Linked DNA regions of Homo sapiens: region 1 is linked to region 2. Evidence: chromatin loops called from intact Hi-C (ENCODE). Cell type or tissue: heart right ventricle. All regions are shown on one strand.

Region 1 (8,000 bases), 58 kb before region 2:
AAACAGGTTTGCATATTTTCAACAACAAAAAATGGTTTTGTTAGTGAGTCTTCAGTTCATCCTACTGGTCTTTCAATTTGAAATGAGGTATCTTACCCCAAAGTAGAAATTTATACTGATAAAAATAGACTGAGTTATATTAGAATATGTCATACAAAGTATTTAGAAGAACATTAACTGTGTTAAAAAATTATTAAGCATTGCATATGAAGCTATTAAATCCTTTAATCTACTTAAACAAAAGCTAAAGTTTTAGAGGGAAATACACTCCAACAAGCCTACCTCTTATTAAGGAACTAATGCCCAGTCTAGTAACAAAGACATTGTCCAGATCTTCACTTCCTGTGAACAGTTCAGCTACTACATATAAATTGGGTTGCAAATTCCTAGCAGCATCCAACATGTACTGTAAAAAGCACAGTGACAAATGTAACAAATAAATGTAACAGAAAGAGAAAAGCAAGATAGGAGGAAGGAAAGAGACAAAAGGAGGCATGATTTGACATAGAAAAATATGCAGCAAGATATCAAACATACCAAAACACATAGAAACAAGAGAATTTATCAAGAGAAGAAAACGGTTAAAAAGGAAGATTAGATTTTGCAAAGATATTGAGACATGAGAGAGGAAAAGAAGAAGAAAAATGTTAGTTTCATATTACTAAATGTAAATCATAACACTACAATTCTGTTAGGTTTTCTCCCTGTTTTTTGTTTGCTTATTTATTTATTTATTTATTTATTGAGACCAAGTTTCGCTCTTGTTGCCCAGGCTGGAGTGCAATGACATGATGTGAGCTCACCACAACCTCCGCCTCCCAGGTTCAAGAAATTCTCCAGCCTCAGCCTCCCGAGTAGCTGGGATTACAGGCACGCACCACCACACCCAGCTAATTTTGTATTTTTAGTAGAGATGGGGTTTCTCCATGTTGGTCAGGCTGGTTGCAAACTCCCAACCTCAGCTGATCTGCCTGCCTGAGCCTAAAAGTGTTGGGATTACAGGCGTGAGCCACCGTGCCTGGGCCTGCTTGCTTATTTTTAAAACTTTAATCAGACTTAATTTCCAGGTGGTTGACTAAATAATTATTCATAAATTCCCTGCTGGTGAATTACTTAGCTGTTGGAAAGATTAGATTTGTCTGACCAGACTGAAGCCAGTTTCTCCTACAGATGATGATAAATAACTCTTAAAAACTCTTACACCTTACAATTTCCACTTGTGTGATTTACGTTTAACACTGGTGCTATCTATCTAGCTGTTTATTATAAACACTGGTTTATAATAAAAAATCAGATTGGTTCCAAACTGTTAAACACAACATTTGCACAAAGATTAATAAAATACTTGAAACTCTATTAGCTAACAAGTAGAATCCTAGATTTTGTAATTTAAAATTAAGTAAATTAAGTTTGAACATTCTTTTCTGCCATGTAACAATCTTAGAAGCATATTTCTTTTTGCTATTGCTAAAAGCACAATAAAATAAAGCCGTCATTTTTTGGAACTAAACAATGTTCTACCAGCTTAACTAATATTCACTAAATCCCTCCAAATCAAATCAATTTTTCATCATAGGACTTGAAATATATATTATAATACTGCTTTAATATTATAGAAATAGACATTTTTTAGGTAAGCACACATTTCCAAAGAACACCTAAGTGACACTGGTCACTAGTAAGGTATCAAAAATCTTATAAGCAGTGCCACTGTAGGGTTTCTAAAAATAACAAAAAAAACTTATAAGCAGGATGAAAATTATGAGTTTAATTACAAAGATTGTATTAGATAGAAGTTAATACTATAAGTATTGGCATTGTTCAGAAGTTATTGTAAAGAGCTCAAAGAGAAATAGACAATGTTTATGTTTACACTTATAATTTTTATAAATAATAAAAATTAAATCGATGAGGCTAGACTGGCTTCAATATGCTATAATGTTAATGTTTATTTTTTATTTAATTTAATTAATTAATTTATTTTTTAGACAGAGTCTCACTCTGTCGCCAGGCTGGAGTGCAGTGGTGTGATCTCGGCTCACTGCAACCTCCACCTCCTGGGTTCAAGTGATTCTCCTGCCTCAGCCGCCCGAGTAGCTGGGACTATAGGCACACACCACTATAATGTGTAATAAGCTATTCACCTTCACAGTCACTTCTAAAATATATTGAAAGCAACCTAAAAATAACAAAAATTAACATTTTATGTATTCACAGTAGCCAATATGATTGCACTCCATATTATCAGAAACGTGATCAACTTCCCTAAATTAAAATTTTAAAATTAGCTAGTTAAATATTTTATAGCCCAGTATTCCATAACAACTGCAAAAGATTGTTAGAATTATGCTAATTATGCAATAGTGATAAATACTACCACCAAATCAATGCTTGTGTCCAACTAGCAAAAGGAAACATTTACCTGCATAGTTTACTTAAGGAAAGCTAGGAAGGAACACTGAATTTCTTTTCTTAATGTAGATAAATTGTTTTTCTGTACCTCAGCTACGTGAAGAGGTGTTGAGTGGCAGTTATCAAGACGTACTCCCTGGAAATAAGTTGCAGTTATTTCAGTGTATTTTTTCATGTGTGCCCAGAGATAAGGACAGTCCTCTGGTTTATTCCCATAGCGTAATTTAACACTGTCTCCCCAGCAAATAAGTTCTCTCCTTAGGTAAACTTCTGAACCTGTTCAGAAAAGAGATTGCTTTCAATGGTTCAAGAAATAAAATGAAAACAATTACTTCAAGGAAACACTGGTTTTTAAATTGCTTTGATCATTTCTGCCATAAATGATATATTGGTTAAATTATATCTAAAGTGGTATGAGATAATGTTTTAAAAAATTAATAATTATTTATTTCTCATAGCTATTCTGAAAAAACTCTAGCTTACAGTCTCTTCTAAAAATTTGTCCTCAATTTCAAAAACCCAAGTCGCATCATAAGGGAAAACAGAAATGTTAATATCATAGGCCTTTTAAAACCATAGTTCTACCAAAAACATTTAAAACTCCATCTCCACCCTCCTACTTATTTTCGGCAACAGGTTGTATTAGATCCATGGCATACAGCAGAATGGCTTGATTTCGTTTAGAATGGCTAGAAAAAAGAGGGCAGAGATACTTACACCCAAATTTATACTCTTAAAAAAAAGCATTAAGATTTCTGAATAAATTTTAATGTCACTAATATAGACTCCTAGTTTCGAAATGTTAAAAAATAAATATATCAATGGGCTCCTGCAACATTCTTCCTGGTAATGAAATAGCTATAGAAACACAAGACACTAAGAGTGAGGGGGGACCTAAAACCATTAGGTTCTGGTTTAATTGCCACTGAAATTCTTAATACCTCTGGCCAATGAGTGAAAATATCTCTTATGTCAATGTAATTGTAATAGCAGTGGTTTCAAACTTGTCTGTAAAAATGCAATAATATTTTGTCCAAATAAAAGCTTATGTAGACCCACAATATAGAAAACAGTACATAAAAGTTATTCTGTTTGAGAAGATAAAAGGTAGGAAGGCAAAGGAGAGGACAGAAGATGAACTTCTTTTTTTGTTGGCTCCATGTTTTCTTTCTCAAATTGTATGTATCTCTGGTACCTTTATGGTGAAATATTTAAAAACCAATAGACTAATGGGGAAGAAAATCAGTAAAGCAGATTTTATTTTGACCTTGCCATGAACTATTCTTTCCCCATCCACAGAGAAGTTAAAAATTACATACCCGGTTCAGCAAAGTTTCGAAGAGGATCATCTCCCATTACCCATCCATTGTGTGCCATCAGAAAACAAGCTTTATTTGGCAGATGAATCATAGATTCTTCCATGGAGAAGTCTATCTCTTCAAATGGGAAAGTAAAATACCTATGAAAATATAATTAAATATTAAATCCATACAAAGAAACTCCTTGGAGAGAATATAAATTTGCAATATTAAAACTAAACTTCTTTTCTAATGAATAGAATAAAATAAGTTTGATGCTATTTATAGGAAAAAAACTTCAATATAGGTCAAAAATCTTCATTAGGCTTTTTGAGTAAATCTAGCAGGATGTGAGAAATAGGGAGTTAACATGACAGCATATCTGGCTAACAGTTTAAACAATTTTTAAAACTTCATAAAATTATTTTAAAAAATCATTGAGGCAGCTGGGCATGGTGGCTCATGCCTGTAATCCTAGAACTTTCGGAGGCCGAGGCAGGGGGATTACCTGAGGTCAGGAGTTTGAGACCAGCCTGGCCAACATGGGGAAACCCCGTCTCTACTAAAACTACAAAAATTAGCTGGGCATGGTGGTGCACCTCTGTAGTCCTGGCTACTTGGGAGGCTGAGGCAGGAGAATCGCTTGAACCCTGGAGGCGGAGGTTGCAATGAGCTGAGATCGTGCCACTGCACTCCAGCCTGGGTGACAGAACAAGACTCCATCTCAAAGAAAAAAAATAAATACATAATTGAGGCATTGATGTTACTTTGCAAAGATATTTTTAAAAAAGACTCTAAGTAAAGATATGCAAAGGCTTTTACTGCACTCTAGTTGCCCAACCTATGCTTTATGTCACTTACAAAGTAAGGAGCCAGATGCTTGCTTAATTTGATTAATATTGAATTTATTACTAAGTATGCAGTCCTCCAGAAACATTAAATAATAACTATGAATTGGTTTATACTGATGACAGTTTCTCTAACAAAATATTTGCCTAACAAAATTAGTTAATATTAAGCCTATGTCCAAATCAAAACTTCTATTTCAATTTAAGAAATGTACTGAACTCACATGTTAAAGAAAACATTTAGGTTAATTTCAAAAGTTAAATACAATTTTCAGTTTTCAACCATCAATAAGAAAAAAAACAAAAATGCAACACCTGGTAACTAAAGGATGCTTTCTAGTGACAGGTCCTAGTTTTGGACCATGGCCAGCCAGTCGTTCATAAAACACATTTCCCAAAAGGCAATTAACTGCCTGAAAAACATTAAATTGTGTTAGATCATCACCATCCTCAAGACAACAAAAAAATAGTAGTAAGATGCAAGGAAAAGCAGCAGTTCAAAAATAAGTAAAACCTGTTCCTGATGATAGTTAATGAGTCGATGCTTCTCTGAATTTAATTCCTCCATTCTTTTATGAAACCAATTACAGCATTCTTCAATTGCTGCTGGCCCCTTGCTAGAGCAGATGGAGAAATGCAGATATAATATTTAATGGCTTTACAGATTCTACATTTAAAAACTTTCTAACAAAGGTCACAGAAACCTTAAATATATTCATCGGGATTTCAATTATGGCTGATGATGTTTTCCAATTGTAAAAATGTTTATATACACATATAGAAACATGGCCCACACACAGAAAAAGTGGGAAAATGTCATGTGCTGAAATAGTAGAATTACAGTGAATTACTTTATTTCATTTTCTATTAAGCGTTTTTAATAAGTAGTATGAAAATCATACTAGCCATAAAGGTTTGTAAGTAATATTATTATTTCACAGAAAAAAACACATTACATACTCATGTGGTATGAAAGTCGTTAGTGCAATGTTCATATCTACAGTACAGCCAAACCGTCTGTATTCAGGATCTTGAATAATCGTAAGGTGTTGGTTTGGATCAGACTTGGTTACTCGCCTATTTTCTAAAAGAAAGAAAAGACGATACCTTAAATGCAAATATCTACAAAGAGATTATAACTGTCACTATTTTCTAATTTTTGGCCTATAATTTTTTCACTGAAAATAAAACAAATATTTATTTCACAGGTATCCTCCTACCTCCTCCCCTTCTCATCCTGCTGTGTGCACGTGTGTGCACGTGCGTGCACGCGCAAACACACACGAGGGGTGTGGGGGAGAAAGAAACAGAGACAAAAATAACATAAAAGAAAGACACAAGGATTCCTATCAATTCAATCTCAGCCCCCACTTTTCTGCCTACATCAGCATTCACTTATTCTATTCTTTTTTTATTTTTTTATATATATATTTTATTATACTTTAAGTTCTAGGGTACATGTGCACAACTTGCAGGTTTGTTATACATGTATACATGTACCTTTTTTTTTTTTAAACACTTTAAGGACTTTAGTGGAACCCGTTTTCCTCCCCGGTGCTACCAAATATTCTAACCTCAGGAGTTCTTTTTCAAGATTGCTTTCAAAGTTTGCTTCCTGAAGTCTTATTAACAACCTGACTTTCTTTGAATTCTCTAAAAGAAGCACACAGGTTTAATACTTTTTTTCCCTTTTCATCAACCATATTCCTTAGATAATAACTTAAAAATTAAAAAGGAAATAAATGGTTTTTGGGGAAATTTTCACTCTTTTTCTGGAACTTGTTTGTAATAAAATTAAGAACTGGTACAGGATTGCCTCCATTGAACTTGATTTTATATTAACTAATTAATTTGTGTCTGGCTTATTCTAAAGAGACTTTGAAATGACTTATAAAAACACGAACAAAAAAACAAAATAATGGGTTTCATAGTGTAGTGGTTATTCACGTTAGCCTCACAAAACAGCATAAAATACAAATCAATTCTTAAAATCCAGTTTCTAAGGTTCATCTGGAAGAGTAAATATATGAAAACTGCCGCCGGGCATGGTGGCTTGCACCTGTAATCCCAGCATTTTGGGAGGCTGAGGTGGGTGGATCACCTGAGGTCAAGAGATCGAGACCAGCCTGACCAACATTGAGAAACTCCATCTCTACTAAAAATACAGAATTAGCTGGGTGTGGTGGCACATGCCTGTAATCCCAGCTACTCGGGAGGCTGAGGCAGGAGAATCGCTTGAACCCAGGAAGCGGAGGTTGTGGTGAGTGGAGATTACACCACTGCACTTTAGCCTAGGCGACAAGAGTGAAACTCTGTCTCAAAAAAAAAAAAAAAAAAGAACACTGCCAAGAAATGTTTGAAAAAGAGAAAAAGCTATGCCATCAGTATAAACTAATAATCTTTAGTATTGATAGAATAAAAGAGACGGATCAGTGGAAGAGCACAGATAACAGATGTATATTTTGTATATTACCATACACTATGAAGTATTATGGTGGTACTTCAAATCAGTATAAAAGGATGGATTTTCAACTCAATATAATTTTAAAAATACAAATCAAGTTAAATATCTTCTTTATATAATACACAAAAATAAATTTCAGGTATATTAAATATTCAAATGTAAAAATACAAATTAGAAGAAAAGAGAATGTTGATGGAAGGTCTTTTCTAAGCATGATATGAAATTGGAAGCCATCAGAGATTGAAAAGTTTGACTACATTGAAAAAAAATGTCACCATAAACAAGAGTTAAAAGATCAAGAGCATACTAGGGGATATATTTGAGGCCTGTGTAATAATCAATAATGTCGATATAAAAAAAGAGACAACTCAATAGAAAAATGAGAAGAAACATTAACAGGCAATTAATGGAAGAAATATAAATAGCTAATCAAGGTGTAAAAATATACTTCATTAATAAGCAAAGAAATGTAACTTAAAAGGCTGGGCGCGGTGGCTCACGCCTGTAATCCCAGTACTTTGGGAGGCTGAGGCAGGCAGATCACGAGGTCAAGAGATCGAGACCATCCTGGCCAACATGGTGAAACCCCGTCTCTACTAAAAATACAAAAATTAGCTGGGTGTGGTGGTGCATGCATGTAGTTTCAGCTACTTGGGAGGCTGAGGCAGGAGAATCACTTGAACCTGGGAGGCAGAGGTTGCAGTGAGCCAAGATCACACCACTGCACTCTAGCCTGGTGACAGAGTGAGACTCAGTCTCAAAAAAAAAAAAAGAAATGTAAATTAAAATAAGGTATGTTTTGCCTAATTGACAAACATGATAAAGGTTAATGATATCTAATGTTAGTGATAATATTAAGTTGGTATAACTTGCTGTGAAAATAAATTTATTATATTTGAAATCTGTATACCCTTTGACTCAATAATTCCATGTTTAACAATGTATCCTTCAGATTGACTCACATAAGCAAGTAAACAT
Region 2 (8,000 bases):
GTGTGGGCATTTGCTTTTTAGAAATATTTTTAAGTGCTCCATTTTAATGCCAAGGAATAAGTCTTTTGGCAACACAAACTGGTTAATAATAGGTAATGCAGGTATATTCAGGTTAAGCCAACAATGTTTTGCATTTTTATGCTTATTTTCTGTCAACACTAATGAAGTCAACATTGCCTGAATGAATAATGAAACACATCCCTGTTTAAAAGTATGTAACTGAAAAAGAAAGAAAAAAAAATTAAAGTAGTTTAAAAAAAAAAGACTGGCTCTGAAGGGTTTGGACATGCAGAGTGGGATGGAAAATTATACTAGGATTTAGATATTATATGGGGACAGCAGAAGGAATGCAGGATCTGTGTGGGGGTAGTGGGGATTTCAGTTTGATTGACCTCCTAGGATGTGAGAAGAAAGTGAGTGAAAAATAGGGTGATTTCAAGTCTTTGAGGAAGTTGAATGATAAGCTGTGGAGTTTGTATTTTATTCTGTGAACAACAGGAAACTACTATTTTTAAAAAGAGTGCTATGATCAGAATTACTTTCTAGGAAGATTTAATCTGACAGGGCCTTCAAGTGGGTGAAATTGGCAGCTTAGTACTGGTCTGGTTAGGGGGCTATATTAATAGTCAGGAGTTAATGAGAGCCTGATCTGTACTAGTGGTACTAAGGTATTCACCAGTGAGTCAAACATCAGCCCTTCCTCAATAAGCAATAAGCCAGCACTCTAATGGGTGAAACATACAAATAAACTAATAATTACAATGTAATGAGATAAGTACTATGATAAGATTCAATTCACCAGAAATATATAACAGTTCTAAACTTGATTACATAATAAAATATCCTCAATATTTACAAACCAAAAATTATATAAATAGAACTGCAGAGAGAAATGGACAAATCCACAGTCACAGTGGAATAGTTCAAGGTAGGTTAAGCAGAGGAAATGTATGAAAGATATAGAAGATTTGAATAACACAAGTAGCTGTATTGACGTAGGCTCAGTACAGAGAAAAGTATTATTGGCTTAGAGAATAAGAGAACTAGAGAACACACATTAATGTTGTTTCTCCTTTCCCCTTACCCAAATTCTTTTTCATAGTTACCATTCTCCTACTTATCAAATGAAAGGGATACCTCTTATCCATTCAAAATTTTCTTTCTTTTTTTTTTTCTTTTTTTTTTTTTTTGAGAAGGAGTCTTGCTCTGTCGCCCAGGCTGGAGTGTGGTGGCATGATCTCGGCTCATTGCAACCTCCGCCTCCCTGTTTCAAGCGATTCTCCTGCCTCAGCCTCCCAAGTAGCTGAGACTACAGGCATGTACCACCATGCCTGGCTAATTTTTGTATTTTTAGTAGAGACAGGGCTTCACCATGCTGGCCAGGCTGGTCTCGAACTCCTGACCTCAAGTGACCCTCTCACCTTGGCCTCCCAAGGTGCTGGGATTACAGGAGTGAGCCACCGCACCCGGCCACCATTTGAAATTTTTTATGATGCTTTCTCCTGTAGTATTAAAAAACTTCAGAAGAAAAATTAAAATAGTGGTGTTGAAGAAGCCTCTTTTAATCATAGCACATATACCCTTCTAGGCCATTGTCTTTCCATGACTGATATGAATGTCTGTTAAGGATGAGACATAATATTAGAAATGGGGTAATTTCATACTTTGGGGGATAACTGAATTCACTAGTATGATACAGTTGGAGTGATGATAGTTTTTGCCTGACCACGTCACCTGTCATACTCCCACTATTACCAAACATGAGTTACACTTCAGAGAGTTTTATCAGAGCAACACTCACTTAGGTGGATGAGAAAGGGGGACAGGAAGGACTTGGCAGGGCTGGCCCAGGTACCGTAACGGTAGCCTTGTCAATCAATGGGCTGGAGTCTCTGAGAGTGGCTCTGGCAAAAAGCACTTCCTGACTAGAAACTGGGAGGAAATGACAGATGTGGCTTAACCACTAGTTACCAATAATGACGAAACAGAAGCTTGTCTAAACTATCAATAATAAAATGAAAATACATCACCTATGCAGAAGAAAAGTCTCAATTAGCTTTCTATTTTTCTCAGAGAAAATGATGTAGAAAGTCATTACCATTTGAAGTGGTGATTAAAAGTATCTAGCCAAAAACTATAGAAGTGTCATAGACATATTAATGAACATCATTGTTATATAATTTTTCTGAGTTATATGATGTTTGTAGAATTGATCTTTTAAAATTCTGTCATTTGTTGAGATTTTGTTCTCCTATTAAATATTTACTTTCTACTAAATTTTTTCCTTTTTTTCCCACTGGTTTCTCCTGAGAAAACATACCTAATTTTTTATTCATAATGTTGTATTATTTTTCTGTAAGAGGTCTGCACCTCAAATTATATAGGCTTCAAGCTGAAAAAACCCAAATCCATCCCTGGTCCTGATACCTTTTCTCTGTTGCTCTTTCTTGTTATCTGTTTTTCTTTTCTTTTCTTTTCTTTTCTTTTCTTTTCTTTTCTTTTCTTTTCTTTTCTCTTTCTTTCTTTCTTTCCTTCTTTCTTTCTTTCTTTCTTTCCTTCTTTCTTTCTTTCACAGTCTCACTCTGTCACTGAGGCTGGAGTGCGATGGCGTAATCACCGCTCACTGCAGCCTCAACTTTCTGGGCCCAAGCCATCCTCCTGCCTTAGCCATGTAAGTAGCTGAGACTACAGGTGTGTGCCACCATGCTTGGCTAATTTTTTTCTGTTTTTTATAGAGATGGGGGTCTTACTCTATTGCCTAGGCTGGTCTTGAACTCTTAGGCTCAAGCAACACACCTGCCTTGGCCCCCCAAAGTGCTGGGATTACAGGTGTGTGAGCCACTGAGTCTGGCCTGTTTCTCTTATCATAGCTTTTCATGATATCATGCTCTTAAAAACAGGATCTACACTAATATATATGAGATGTGGAACAAAATATCAAAAAATATAACCTATGATATAGTGCCCTAAATTTTAGAAAACCAGTTTTATTAAATTAAGATTAATTCCCCACTCACAGATATTAATTATCAGATGCAAAATATATGTAGTCTTTGTTCACACTCAATAGGAAAAATACAAAAATGTACAATTTTTTTTAAGTTAAGTTTTATTTATTTATTTTTTTGAGATAGGGTCTGGCTCTGTTGCCTAGGCTGGAGTGCAGTGGTGTGATCTTGGCTCACTTCAACCTCTGTCCCCTGGGCTCAAACCATCCTCCCACCTCAGCCTCCTGAGTAGCTGGGACTACAGGTGTGCACCACCATGGCCAGCTAGTTTTTGTATTTTTGGTAGAGACAGGGTTTCACCATGTCACCCAGGCTGGTTTTGAGCTCCCGAGCTCAGGCAATCCTCCTGCCTTGGCCACCCAAAGTGCTGGGATAACCGGTGTGAGCCACTGTGCCTGACCAAAAACATACAATTTCTAATTCAAGATATTATACTTATACCAGTTTCATCTGATTTTAGTGCCATAACAAGGTGAAAGACAAACTAATAGTCATTTGGTAAGTCCTGATATAATCTTTCTCATATACTTCCTAGAAACTCTGAAAATGAATGATTCAAATGACAGAGTAATAAACACATTTGTAAGTCAGATGGTTTCTAATTCATTGCTTTTATCAAAGTTTAAGCTGGCCCTAAATAGATTGTCATCTAAATAGATCATTAAAAATAATCTTTGACAATTGATCACTATATGTTATTCGGCATTTAACTTGAAAGGTTTAAAGAATTGATTGACATTGCTAACAGAATTTCCAATCTCATTTACTTATGTATAAGAACAAGGTTTTTTAGTGCTATAGGTATAAATGAAAAACAGGAATAGCTAAATCCTGACTGATTTTAGCTATAAGGTAATATTAACCCATGGACAAATAAACTTTTCAATTATCTAAACATATTAAAAATATTAAGTGGTCAACTTTTTTTGCCGAAGGATACATAAATTTTTCCAATGTCTTTTAAGGGAGCACAAGCAAAAATGTTTAGAGACAACTAATCTAGAAAAATGAATATGGAAAACTATATAAGTCAATTACGCAACACCCTTAAAGGAGACTGGCCATCTATTTTTAACTGTCCTGTTGGCAGACTTGAACAGACAGCTGTATCAAATGATGGAGGCTGCCTGAGGGTGTGGAAGAACACTATGTTGGCTGAGTTATTTTTAGTTGTGAAACTCTCTTTTCAAACCCTAATATGTAAAACAAAATACTTGAGGTGAACACTTTTATAGTTTGAAGTGGAAATAATTCCACTTAGTGCTACAGGACACAGACCACTGGAATCTACAAGCCTACACTGGCAGCAGTTCTGATCTATTTCCCTCAATGCCCTCCTTTTGTTTTTCCAGGAAACCTGTGTAGTTATTAACAGTACTTAGGAGCAAGTAAGAGTGATGGTGTGATTGATCTAGACTGCCTTGATTCTTTCTTGTTGAAGTGTCTACACTGGAGACTCCTCGTCCTCAGTTTGGAGTGTCTTTCCTGCATAACTGGGATGAAATCCCCTGTCAAGGAGGCTGGAGCACCCACAGTAGGTGATTTTTAAGGATAGGCAATCATGTTTTCTTGGTGTTACTCTTAGTAAAAAAGGGTCTATCCAAACTGACCATAACGTGAGACTCATTGCTCTTTTTATTTCTTCCCCCAACCAGTTTTCCAGGATTTGAATCTATTCAAATCTATCCAGGAGAGCGGGTTCAGTTTGGATTCTGGAATTTATTACTTATGGACTTTCTGTTGCAGTAAGCCTGGGTCTCTACAGATTAGACTTCAGTAATCAAATCTTTGAAATAACATGCAGTGACTTCTCTTGAGTGCCTATTTACCCTCAGGTGGGCTGGATTAGGGTAGGTTCCACCATACACTGCCTCATGGACTCAAAAAATCATAGTTTTCTCTCCCTTGGCTCAGTTCTGGGGCTCAGTGCTGAGCATTGGTCCCCTCTTTATGCTGTCGTAATAACTTTACTTCAGAAAACTCATTGACTTTCACTGTGACCAGCCTAAATACACACAGCCCAAGCTCCCTAACTCCAAATCTCAGAGAAAAGGGGATAGGGTCTTGATTTCTTTCCTTGCAAAAGGTCTCAAGTTCCCTTGAGTAAAATTTTCCTTCCCACAGATGTACTAAGAGGAGTTGCTGACTTTGCTAAGATGAGAATGAATTCTTAGTTATGCATCATTCTGTTTTAAATTGATTTGTATTATTTTGCAGAGCAAAAAACAACAACAAAATGAACAACTCCCCCGCCCCACCCCACCCCAACACCAAAAAACCATTCCAAGGTTATCTTCTATTTCCTTTTATTCTGGGAGCACAGTGCAGCAAAAGGAATAATGCTAACAATGATAAAACCAAGTGATGGCCGGGCACTCCCTTATCGAGGTAAAACTAGGCCCACGCTGAAGGGGGAGTGAAAGGCATGAGTTCCACTGGTATATTGGGCCCCCCTTTACTTACCTCCTCCTAGATCATATCCAACTTATGGCAAATTTATTTTTGAAAAGTTTGTAGAGTTAGTTTTAAACACATAATTTATTTCCCAAATACACTGCATCATATTCGGCAAACTTATCTTTAAATAATTCCAGTCCCTCCCCTGTCACCATTTTGTTCCCAGAGACCTCTCTCCTAGAACCCTCTTTCCTCTGCTCCACTCGGAACAGATCACTCTCTAGGCTGCCCCACAGCCGTCATGAGGGACTTCACCTGGCTGGTCTCCTGGGTTAAACTCAGTGTAACAGGATCCGAGGTGTAACACGGTGGTTGCTGAGTGAGAGTTTTCCTCTTGTCCCAGAATAAAGTACAGATGTGAGGCCCAGAGGCACTTAGTTCTCCGCACTCTAAAGAGAGCCACCAACTCAGCCTCATCAGTTGGTCAGTGGCCAAGGCGAAGTCTTGGACTCCTGCTCTTTATTGTGTTCCATGTTCCTTCCTCGGGAGCCTCAAGAACTGGGTCCTCTCCAGCTGGATATGATAAGGGCTTGTCCTTTTTTTCCTTTAGGGATTTGGGGCTTGAGGATACTGGAGGGGTGGGATTCTTCAGAGACAAAATTACTGGGGAGTGAAAGCAGTCTTGGGAGGCAGAGTTGCTCTAATGTAAAGTATGCATGTGCATGAGTGTGTGCGTGTGCACACACACATACAGATAAAGATGTGCTTGTTCTAAGAGTTAATATCGGTAAGCCTGCAAAAATTGGGAGGGAGCATCTTATTTCTTGGATGAATTCTTGCTGAGCTGCAGAACCAGTAGGTCTGCGCTGGAGCTGCAAGTATGGTAATGAAATTTTGGGGAGAGCTTGGCTTTTGTGTCCCCTGGAGTTTGGGCAAATATGAATATAGAGACTGTGCCTATTTCTTAGTCTAGAGATTTCTGAGAGAGTCTCTCTTGGTTAGCCTGGGACTGTGGGGCTTGAGGTGACTGTGGCATAGTACATCTAAAGGAAGAAAGGACAATCTCTTAATGTATTCAGTTGGGGAGGACCCAGTTCTTGAGGCTTCTCTGGAAGAAGCACGGAAGACAGGTGAAGAGGAGTAGCTCAGAACTTTTCTGGTGGCCACTCAACCAACTGATGATATACCCAATCTAGAGGAGGTGTTGTGGTCCTCAGTCTCTAACAGGCCAAAAGAAGACTGCCTTTATTTGAGTTGGTTCTCAATGACAGGTTGCTGGTAAGACTGTGCTAAGAAATATATTCTATCTAAGAAATCTATTCTATTCTATTTCTACCTGGAGACCAGTCATTGTAGTGGGAACTTGGTGGGCCAGTTTTAATCTGGAGATTAATATACTTTGGTATTGAGAACTTTTCTTGTTAATATGGAGATTAATATATTTTGGTATTGAGAAATTTTCTTGTGTTATTATTTTGAGATTATCCTTCATCTACATTTTTCTCTCTCCTTCACCCAGCTCCTACTAATCAAGTATTTGATTCTCCATTTAAGTCCTCTAAATCTCTTACTGCTTTTTCCATATATTCCATCTGCTTGTCTTTTTGTTCTGTTCATTTGAAGGTTTTTTTTCTTTCTTTCAACTTTATCTTTCATAGTTTTTGTTTAATTGTTTTCTTTTGACTCTTGTATTTTTAATTTCAAGAATTTTAAAAAATCCTTGCTGGCTGGGTGCGGTGGCTCACGCCTGTAATCCCCAGCACTTTGGGATGCTGAGAGGGGCAGATCACAAGGTAAAGAGATTGAGATCATCCTGGCCAATATGGTGAAAACCCGTCTCTACTAAAAATACAAAAAATTAGCTGGGCGTGGTGGCATGTGCCTGTAGTCCCAGATACTAGGGAGGCTGAGGCAGGAGAATCGCTTGAACCTGGGAGGCAGAGGTTGCAGTGAGCGGAGATTGTGCCACTGCACTCCAGCCTGGTGACAGAGTGAGACTCCATCTTAAAAAAATAAAAAATAAAAAAAAGTCCTTGTTTATTCCTTATTCATATTAACCTATTCTTTTTTAGTGAATATTTTCTCCTATTTCTTTGATTAAAAAAAATTTCTTTCTGTTTCTTGCAATATTTCTGTGTCTTCTGAATTCCTTTTGTCTCCTCATAAGACATTAATATGCATAGGCAGGGCTTGTGAATTAGTGACCTCTAGATCACACCACCAGGGTTCAGATGAAAGCTATTTATCCTTTGTAGGCCTCCATTTCTTCCTCTATAAAATGGGTATAATAAAATTACCCCTCTCATAGGCTTTTGAAAGATCTCAGGGAGCAGTGCACCAGGAAATGAAATTGGGCCAGTACAAAGTACTAAGGCAAGAGCATAACAAATGTGTTTGAGCAGCCACTGTTGCTGGAGAAGAATAAGAGAGAAGTAAGAGATGAAACAAGGGTCTGATTGTGTAGGGCTTTGTAGACAATTGGAAAGACTTTGGCTTTTACTAGGAGTGAAAGAGGGCACCACTAGGGCCTTTTGAACAGAGCAGTGACCTGATCTGATTTGCGTTTTAACACTGTCATTGTGGCTACTTTGTTGA

The links. Hi-C counts contacts between places; a loop is a spot of excess contacts. Peaks named below come from ENCODE experiments on the same cell type or tissue, not always from the same donor. Only the 100,000 strongest peaks of a DNase experiment are listed, where the experiment ranks them.
Region 1: it touches region 2 in a loop (9-fold over the local background); 5 of 110 quality-filtered maps call a loop at or near these places.

The regions. Positions count from the first base shown.
Region 1 is chr1:99,872,329-99,880,328 of GRCh38, reverse strand. It overlaps AGL (amylo-alpha-1,6-glucosidase and 4-alpha-glucanotransferase), which reads right to left. Exons shown (of 34, transcript NM_000642.3): 8 at 5,519-5,642; 9 at 5,073-5,175; 10 at 4,874-4,971; 11 at 3,732-3,871; 12 at 2,501-2,688; 13 at 283-406. Among named protein-coding and RNA genes, the nearest start is that of AGL, 26 kb to the right of the region's middle. In heart right ventricle, no CTCF peak of the experiment used is centred here; no DNase peak of the experiment used is centred here.
Region 2 is chr1:99,814,607-99,822,606 of GRCh38, reverse strand. No RefSeq gene overlaps it. Among named protein-coding and RNA genes, the nearest start is that of AGL, 32 kb to the left of the region's middle. In heart right ventricle, no CTCF peak of the experiment used is centred here; no DNase peak of the experiment used is centred here; H3K27ac peaks cover 567 bases.